Linked DNA regions of Homo sapiens: region 1 is linked to region 2. The links are chromatin contacts, found by Hi-C or POLR2A ChIA-PET in ENCODE. All regions are on one chromosome and are shown on one strand. Each heading gives the region's core, a stretch centred on a gene start or an enhancer-like site at or near the end of the contact. The rest is flanking DNA. Distances are from core to core; before and after follow the strand shown. Region 1 has its middle 97 kb from the start of PLCL2-AS1. Region 2 overlaps PLCL2 (phospholipase C like 2).

Evidence for each region. A loop is a pair of places that touch in the nucleus more often than their neighbours do. ChIA-PET counts read pairs that join two places held with the same protein, here RNA polymerase II (POLR2A). Pooled maps may share reads with other maps.
Region 1: a loop to region 2 is called in a map of natural killer cell, with 4 times the contacts of the local background. The contact joins two enhancer-like sites. A Hi-C loop is called at or near these places in 4 of 168 maps with a recorded cell type or tissue (Right ventricle myocardium inferior, gastrocnemius medialis, heart left ventricle and 1 more), 4 of 37 single-sample maps with no recorded cell type and 15 of 50 pooled maps. POLR2A ChIA-PET finds 5 or more read pairs at or near these places in 2 of 52 experiments (GM10248 and activated T-cell).

What each region holds. Positions count from the first base shown.
Region 1 is chr3:17,150,148-17,153,669 of GRCh38, forward strand. No RefSeq gene overlaps it. Among named protein-coding and RNA genes, the nearest start is that of PLCL2-AS1, 97 kb to the left of the region's middle. RefSeq lists enhancers at 1,278-1,357, 1,358-1,859, 1,398-1,457, 1,658-1,827 and a silencer at 3,214-3,385. Within about 2 kb of position 1,609, at least 4 of the 41 ENCODE cell types and tissues checked have a DNase peak (open chromatin) inside an H3K27ac peak, as active enhancers do; they include natural killer cell, where a contact is called at or near this core.
Region 2 is chr3:16,905,513-16,908,837 of GRCh38, forward strand. All of the region lies in intron 1 of PLCL2 (phospholipase C like 2), which reads left to right. Among named protein-coding and RNA genes, the nearest start is that of PLCL2, 22 kb to the left of the region's middle. Within about 2 kb of position 1,404, at least 8 of the 41 ENCODE cell types and tissues checked have a DNase peak (open chromatin) inside an H3K27ac peak, as active enhancers do; they include natural killer cell, where a contact is called at or near this core.

The sequences.
Region 1 (3,522 bases), core at 359-2,858, 240 kb after region 2:
CATGTCCCTCAGAAACTGTCCTTCTGCTGCCCCCCACCCCCCAACCCCAAATGCCTTCTGCCCCTGGACACCTGAGCAGTTCTTATGTCTTTGCATAGATTAGGAGGATATTCCAATTTATTCTGCATTAAAAGCCACTTTTCTTACATGCTTCTTCCTCTGAGTGACAGCTATGGCTTCAAGCAGTTCTCTTTTTAGCTAAAAAAGCTTATCAACTATGTGGCCACTGAACTCCATACACTCTTCAGAGTTGGTTAGTATTATGGACACTTCTTTAAGGAATCATCTGAATCTTTAAGCTGTAGGAATTGACCCATTAGTGGATCATGAGATTAATTTAGTGGGTCACATCCAGCACTTATGAAAGTAAAATAGAATCAAATAAAATAGGGGAGGAGGTATCAGAATGAGAAAGGTATTGCATGCGGTATGAGGATGTTTGTTTCACGAGCCTTCTGTTTCAGGGTGTGTATGGTGTGTGTATTCAGGGGTTAGGGTATGGGGGTAGAGGCAGCTGACTGGCTAGCAAAGCTGTACTCCTCTCCATAGTATCAGTGTGTCCCTAGGAAGGGGCTGCCCTTGTGTCTAGGTGGGCCGCTGGGTGACTTGCTTTCCCAGTGGAATGTGATTAAAAGTGACACTTTACTTCTTAGTCAAAGTGTCTCTGACATTGGTGGGAAAGTCCTAAAGGATGGAGCCTCAATGTGGCTGGGTCCCTGAATCACTGCATGGAGGAGAGTCACACACAAACCAGGAAGCCTCACTTTGATACTTATGTCTGTGAGAAATGGACTTCTCTTGTTTTAAGCAACTGACATTTTGGAACCTGTGTGTTATATAGCAGCAGACACAATCCTATTTAATATATCATGGAATATATTTTTAAGCCAGTCAAATTTCATCATAAAATGTATTTATTACTGTGGGGTCTGGTCAAAAAAGTTTGAAAAAAGTGCCTGCTCGGCTGGGCGTGGTGGCTCATGCCTATAATCCCAGCGCTTTGGGAGGCCAAGGTGGGTGGATCATGAGGTCAGGAGTTCAAGACCAGCCTGGCCAAGATGGTGAAACCCCATCTCTACTGAAAATACAGAAAAATTAGCCGGGTGTGGTGGTGGGCACCTGTAATCTCAGCTACTCGGGAAGCTGAGGTGGGAGAATTGCTTGAAACCCAGGAGGTGGAGGTTGCAGTGAGTTGAGATCGTGCCACTGCACTCCAGCCTGGGCAACAGAGCGAGAATCGTCTCAAAAAAAAAAAAAAAAAAAAAAAAGCCAGCTCTACCCCAGCCTCCTTATTTTTCAGATGGAGTGTCAGAGAGAGTGGGGCCTACCCACTGTCTCCTGGACGAGCTGGGACCAAACCCAGCCTACGCAGGAGGGGTCATAACATGAGGCCTGTATCTGCTTTGTTCCCATGGAATCCGGTAAAGTGGATCCCCAGTTCGACTCCAGCAGGCCCATCTCTCACCTGTCTGCCACGTCCACACTGCCACCAGGGACAGAGCTAACATCTGGCTCTGCTTCATGAGGCCTCCAGCCCCAGAGCAGCTCAGGGACAGGAAGGATGAACTCTGCCTGGCCTTGCTGAGCTAGTTCTCGGGGCTCCCACTGCAAGCTCTGTGGTTAACGCCTCTGCTGACAGCGGACAGGACAGACTTTCTCTGAAAGTCTGAGTTTCTCTGAATCTCTGAGGTGCAGGATTCTCAGAAACCCAGCGGCAGCCTTGCCACGCACCACCGCTGCGACACTGGGTGAGTCACACACATGCCCAGGAACATGCCTCCATATCTTGTGACAGGGTGAGTTTGGTCCCTGGTGCTGGTGCTGCACGGTAGATGGAAGCACAGCGGCTGCTGCGATCATGCAGAGCTTGTCACCTCCAGGAGTTAGAAGCCACCCAAATCCTGCCATTCAGGTGCTGGGGGAGGGAAAGTCCTGAGGGGCAGAGCTTCTGGGCTGTCTGCACACATGTGGCCACATCAGCCCAAGGCTTTGCCTTCCCCATCACCGGCCCCCATGGGGAGACTGGGAGGAGTTAATGCAGGTGACAGCCAGACCCAGGGCCTGGAGTTTGACAGGCTTAATACCCTTGCAACACCCCTGCGAGGTGGCCAAGCTAGGCATTTGCCCCAGCCCCACCCCCCAATATTAACGACGGGGAAATGGAGGCTCCTGGAGCTTGCTTGTCTTGCTCATAGTCCCCTCTTGATTGGCTGACAGCGGGATAGATGGACCCCTGGCACCTTGAGGGAGGAGTCAGGCAGGCAGGGCTCACGGCACTGGTGTCTGATGGACACTAACATCTCTGAATGAACTGGGGTTGGTTGACACTGGCTTCTATCTTTCCCCAACCTGTAAGCAGCCTGGGATTTGATCAGAGTTGATTATGACTCTTTCCCCAGGGGTGATGTTTGTGGGAGGGGCAACGTTTATGGGAATGAAAGCAAAGAATGACAAAGAGGTTTAGGAAAAACCTGGGACTGGCTGGTCCTCAAGATCTGGGGAGGAGGTGGTTTCTGCGCTCTCCCCCACCCCACCGTTCTGGGCTCCCAGAGTCATCTACTCATCTCCTCCTCCTCTACATATTCATATTCACCCCTCACACTCCAGTGGCCCAAGCTCAGTCCCTTCAAGGGAGGCTGGTCTAGTTGTGTCCCTCCCCAGGGGGAAAGGGAACTGGGGCTTCCTGAAGGGTCTCTGCCACATCCTTCCCATCTGAAATTATCTCATTCATTCACTGGGCATTGCCTTTCTCTCCCACTGGACTGCAAGCTCCCTGAGGACAGGCATCTTATCCATCTTGTTCACTGCATGTCTCCAGCCCCCAGCACAGTGTTTGGCACATGGTAGGCTCATAAATATGGGTAAATAAATAGCTAAGGCTCAGAGTCCCTCTTTTCAAGATAAGAAATGCAGAATCTGGACTTGGACATGAATATATTCAGCAGAATGCAGGGAGGTGTAGGACAAAGGCCTGGAGAACGTGTACAGTCCTAAGATGGGAGAGTTTACAAGAGATGGATCCTGCTAGTCAGAGTTATCAGGAAATAGCCACTGCTGCATAACGACCTTCCCCAAAACTCAGTAGCTTAAAACAATCATTTAGTTTGCTCACAATTTTGTACTTTGGGAAGGGTTTGGTGGGTATACCTTGTCTCTGCTCTGCACAGTGTCATTGAGGCCAAAGGATCCACTTCCGAGATGGTATTGTAAGCTGTTATTGACTGTTGGCTGCTCTCCACATTGCTGCTTGGGCTTCCTTGCAGCATGGTGGCCAGGTTCCAAGTGTGAATGTACCAAGAGACAAGAAGTAGTCCCATCTGATGCCGCATCATGTCCTCCATAGTCTACTGGTTGAGAAGTCACAGAGCCAAGATTCAAGGGCCTCTTCATGGGACCGGTGTCAAAGAGTTTTGGGGTGTGCTTAAAAAACATATCTAAGGTTTCCTGGGGGAGAGGAGTGAGCAGCTACACATACTGCAGGGTTTGGATGGGGCCTGTAAGCTCCCCAGAATGGCTGGAGTG
Region 2 (3,325 bases), core at 154-2,653:
AGCCAGTTGATTTTTGCATTTAAATGAGAGTGAGAAGTATAATTATTTACACAAATTTAAAATTTTCTATGTAAAGGAAATAAATTTCCAATGATGAAATTGTATACCAAAAAATTAATTGCAAAATTTTGTAGGCATGTGCATATGTTTCTGAGAGGTTTTCATCAAATTTTCAAAGGGATCTGAAATTAAACAAACAGCCAAACAACTGATTCAGAGCAAGCTTCTGCTGTTGCAGCAGCTCTAGCTCACTGTTTAGACCTCCTCAGAATAGCGACAGCATACAGGGAGCCTATTAGTTGTGTACCCCAATCTTTGGTGAGCCTGGAGGGAGGTAATTGAGAGGGAGGCAGGGGCCCTGAAAATGGAGTAGGTGTTGATGAGTGCCCATAACTCTCCAGGCCCAGCCAGGGCACCATTAACCATCTTCTGCTTTGGCAAGAATAATCCAGATCCACCTGGAGAGGCTTTTGGGCTAGGGAGGACTTTATATGCAGCAGGACTGCATTAATGACTTTCAGGCCCTTTTCCTTTGTAGGCTCCTTCCTCCATAAAAAAAAAAAATTGAAAATTATATTTTATGACTGTGTTGGTCAGATCTGTTAATATTATATATTAAAACGTTTTATCTGAGCTAAAGGTCCTTTTTTCCCTTCTGATTTTAAAAGAAATTAAAACATTTGTGTGAGCCCCTAAAAATATTGTGGGGCTGTAAGCATTGTGCCTGTTGTACCCAGTGAATAAGTTGGCCCTGAGGTGTGCAGATCATCTCTTGATTTTTTTTCTAAAATGTATAAGGAAGATGTGGAATATACAAGCGAATATGTTCTTTTTACTCTCAATCTATTATTTTTGAATAAAGTTGAGAGAAGGCATTAAGCATATTATTAATTTACATTTCAAAGAAACAATTTTGAATTCGTTAATGTGGAACTTATATTTTTGATATAGATTTCTTGTATTGTTAATTTTTGCAAAGATAATAATTTTCAAAATTTTAATCAAATTTCAGTTTTTAAAACTAAAATTTTACTGTATTAATATCAGTAATGAATATTCTACAGAGTTTGAAAAGATTTACTCTTCTGAGTGTATTTGCAATGAAAAATATTTTAAGCATTCTTTCCAGTTTATTTTGTGAATATATGTAATACTTTTTACATAATAAATTATTTTCTAAAATAAAGCTTCATAAATTAGTTTTATGTAATAACTTGTATGTCTTTTCCTGATTCTGAGAAGTTTTCTATGAATTCTTTGAGTAAAAATCTATTTTAAAAGATAACAGGCAATAATTTGTGACTAGGAAATTTCAGAGTGGCCAGGAAAAACATGCTAAAAATAGAAACTGTTTGTTTACTCTGTGCTCCACCCAGTCTAAAACACAGCCATGTGGTTGCAGACTTGGGGAAGGCCCTGTGGTAACTTGGAAGGTGTTTTTTCCCCGCTGAGTTGCAGAGTTTAAGAGATCATTCTTATAACTTCTGAATCCTGTTTCCTTTCTTTAGCAACTCAGATAAATTATTTTTGCAAGCTGTTATCTGAAAATGAGTTTGACCATGTTCGTTTAGTTTTTAGTGTCTTATCATCCTCCTTTCTACTTATATATTTAATTTAAGCCCTGTTTCATGAAAGGAAATTTTGAGATTGGAGGTTTTACTAATAACTTATACCTCAAAATTTGTCAGTTTATAGTTTAAACTTTCCGGTGTTTTTCATGATAGTCTAAAAAAATAGCCACTTATTTGTTCATTTTGTTACAAAAGGGGCTAGATTATGAATTTAGTTCTTGGGTAGGCTTATCACCTAGGAACAACACAACTTTATAGGACTGAATGTTAACCAGACAAGCCTGTGATTTGTGTGCACAGATAACAGAAACCATAACCACCAGAAAGGCAGCCCAGTGATACCAGTGTTGGGTCAGCCACACATTTTATTAGTCAGATGCTTGGAGCACCTACCACTATTCAGGACTCCTTGCCCAAATGCTGTTGCTTTGTTAACTCTGTGCTAAGGTGTTAGGGCATTATGATGCCCAGTTCCCCAGAGCACTCCATTAGGGGCTTAGGCTTTGGAGTAAGCTGGCTGGTGTGAGTCAGACTGGGGGGTCACCTATTGGCCTTAGTTTCCTTATCTCTAAAATGTATATAATGATGAGATTAGTTTCATTGGGTTTTTGAGAGAATTAATTGAAGTCATGCAAGTAAAGCACAGCTTTCAATAATTATTAGCAATTTTTTTTTTGGTATTAACGTACAGCATAACAAAAGTCTAGATTTACTTCAGGAGTTGTGCCCTTGAAGTAGAATTTGGTTGTTTGCTTTACCTGCCTTCATAATGACTGCACGAAAGAAATAAATATCAATTCATTTCATTGTATTCAATTTGTTTTATTTCAAAACAAGTTAAATGAATCTTTAATTTTTTTTTATTCCAATGATATGTATTCATGTCAATATTTTATTCCAGATGATGTTTAAGCAAATATAAGTGAAAATACTGTGTGGGCTGATTTGATACTGTTTGTCATTCCTATTGTATGTTTGACTCCCTACCTCCCTTTCGTGGGTTTTCTGTCTCTCTATTTAAACTTTTTATTATGGGAAATGGACACAAATAGAGAGAATAGTATGATAAACTCTTATATACCCATCTCCCACCTTCAGCAGTTATCAGCTCATGGCTAATATTGTTTCCTCTGCATTCCTATCCACTTATCCCCATCCTGTGTTATTTTAAAGCAAATTCCAGACACCGTATTATCCATAAACATATTTTTACCATCCACAATATTATTATATCTGTAAAATAATAATAATTCCTCAATATCATCAACTATCAACAGTGTTCCAATTATTTTTAAGAGGCATAGCTTTAAAAAAATTAGTTTGTTTAATTTAGGGTCCAGTTAAGATCCCATACGTTTCAATGGTTGACGTGTCTCTTTTTTCTTTTAATGTACCCTAGTCAGTTCCTCATTGTCTGTGGGCAGGAGGATATAACATCCCTGGATTAGCTGAGAGCTATTAGTAGCTAACACTAAGGGCAGTTGCAGGGATTTGGACAGGGCACCCACCACATCCACTGCTTGGGGGAGGTGGTGGATAATCTTCAGGCACAGGGAACAGCATAAGCCGGGACCCGTGAATGCACAGCACAGCATGTTTGGTGGAGTGACAAAGGTTGGCAGTCTGGGAGGTGGGCAGCTCAGGTTGGGGTGTTGGGGATTGAGGCTGTGTTCCAGGTGGTTTATTATACATTTTTGGTGCTGGGCTTAAAAATAGCTTGTTTATTCAGATGAAGATGAAATTAATAAAAGTGT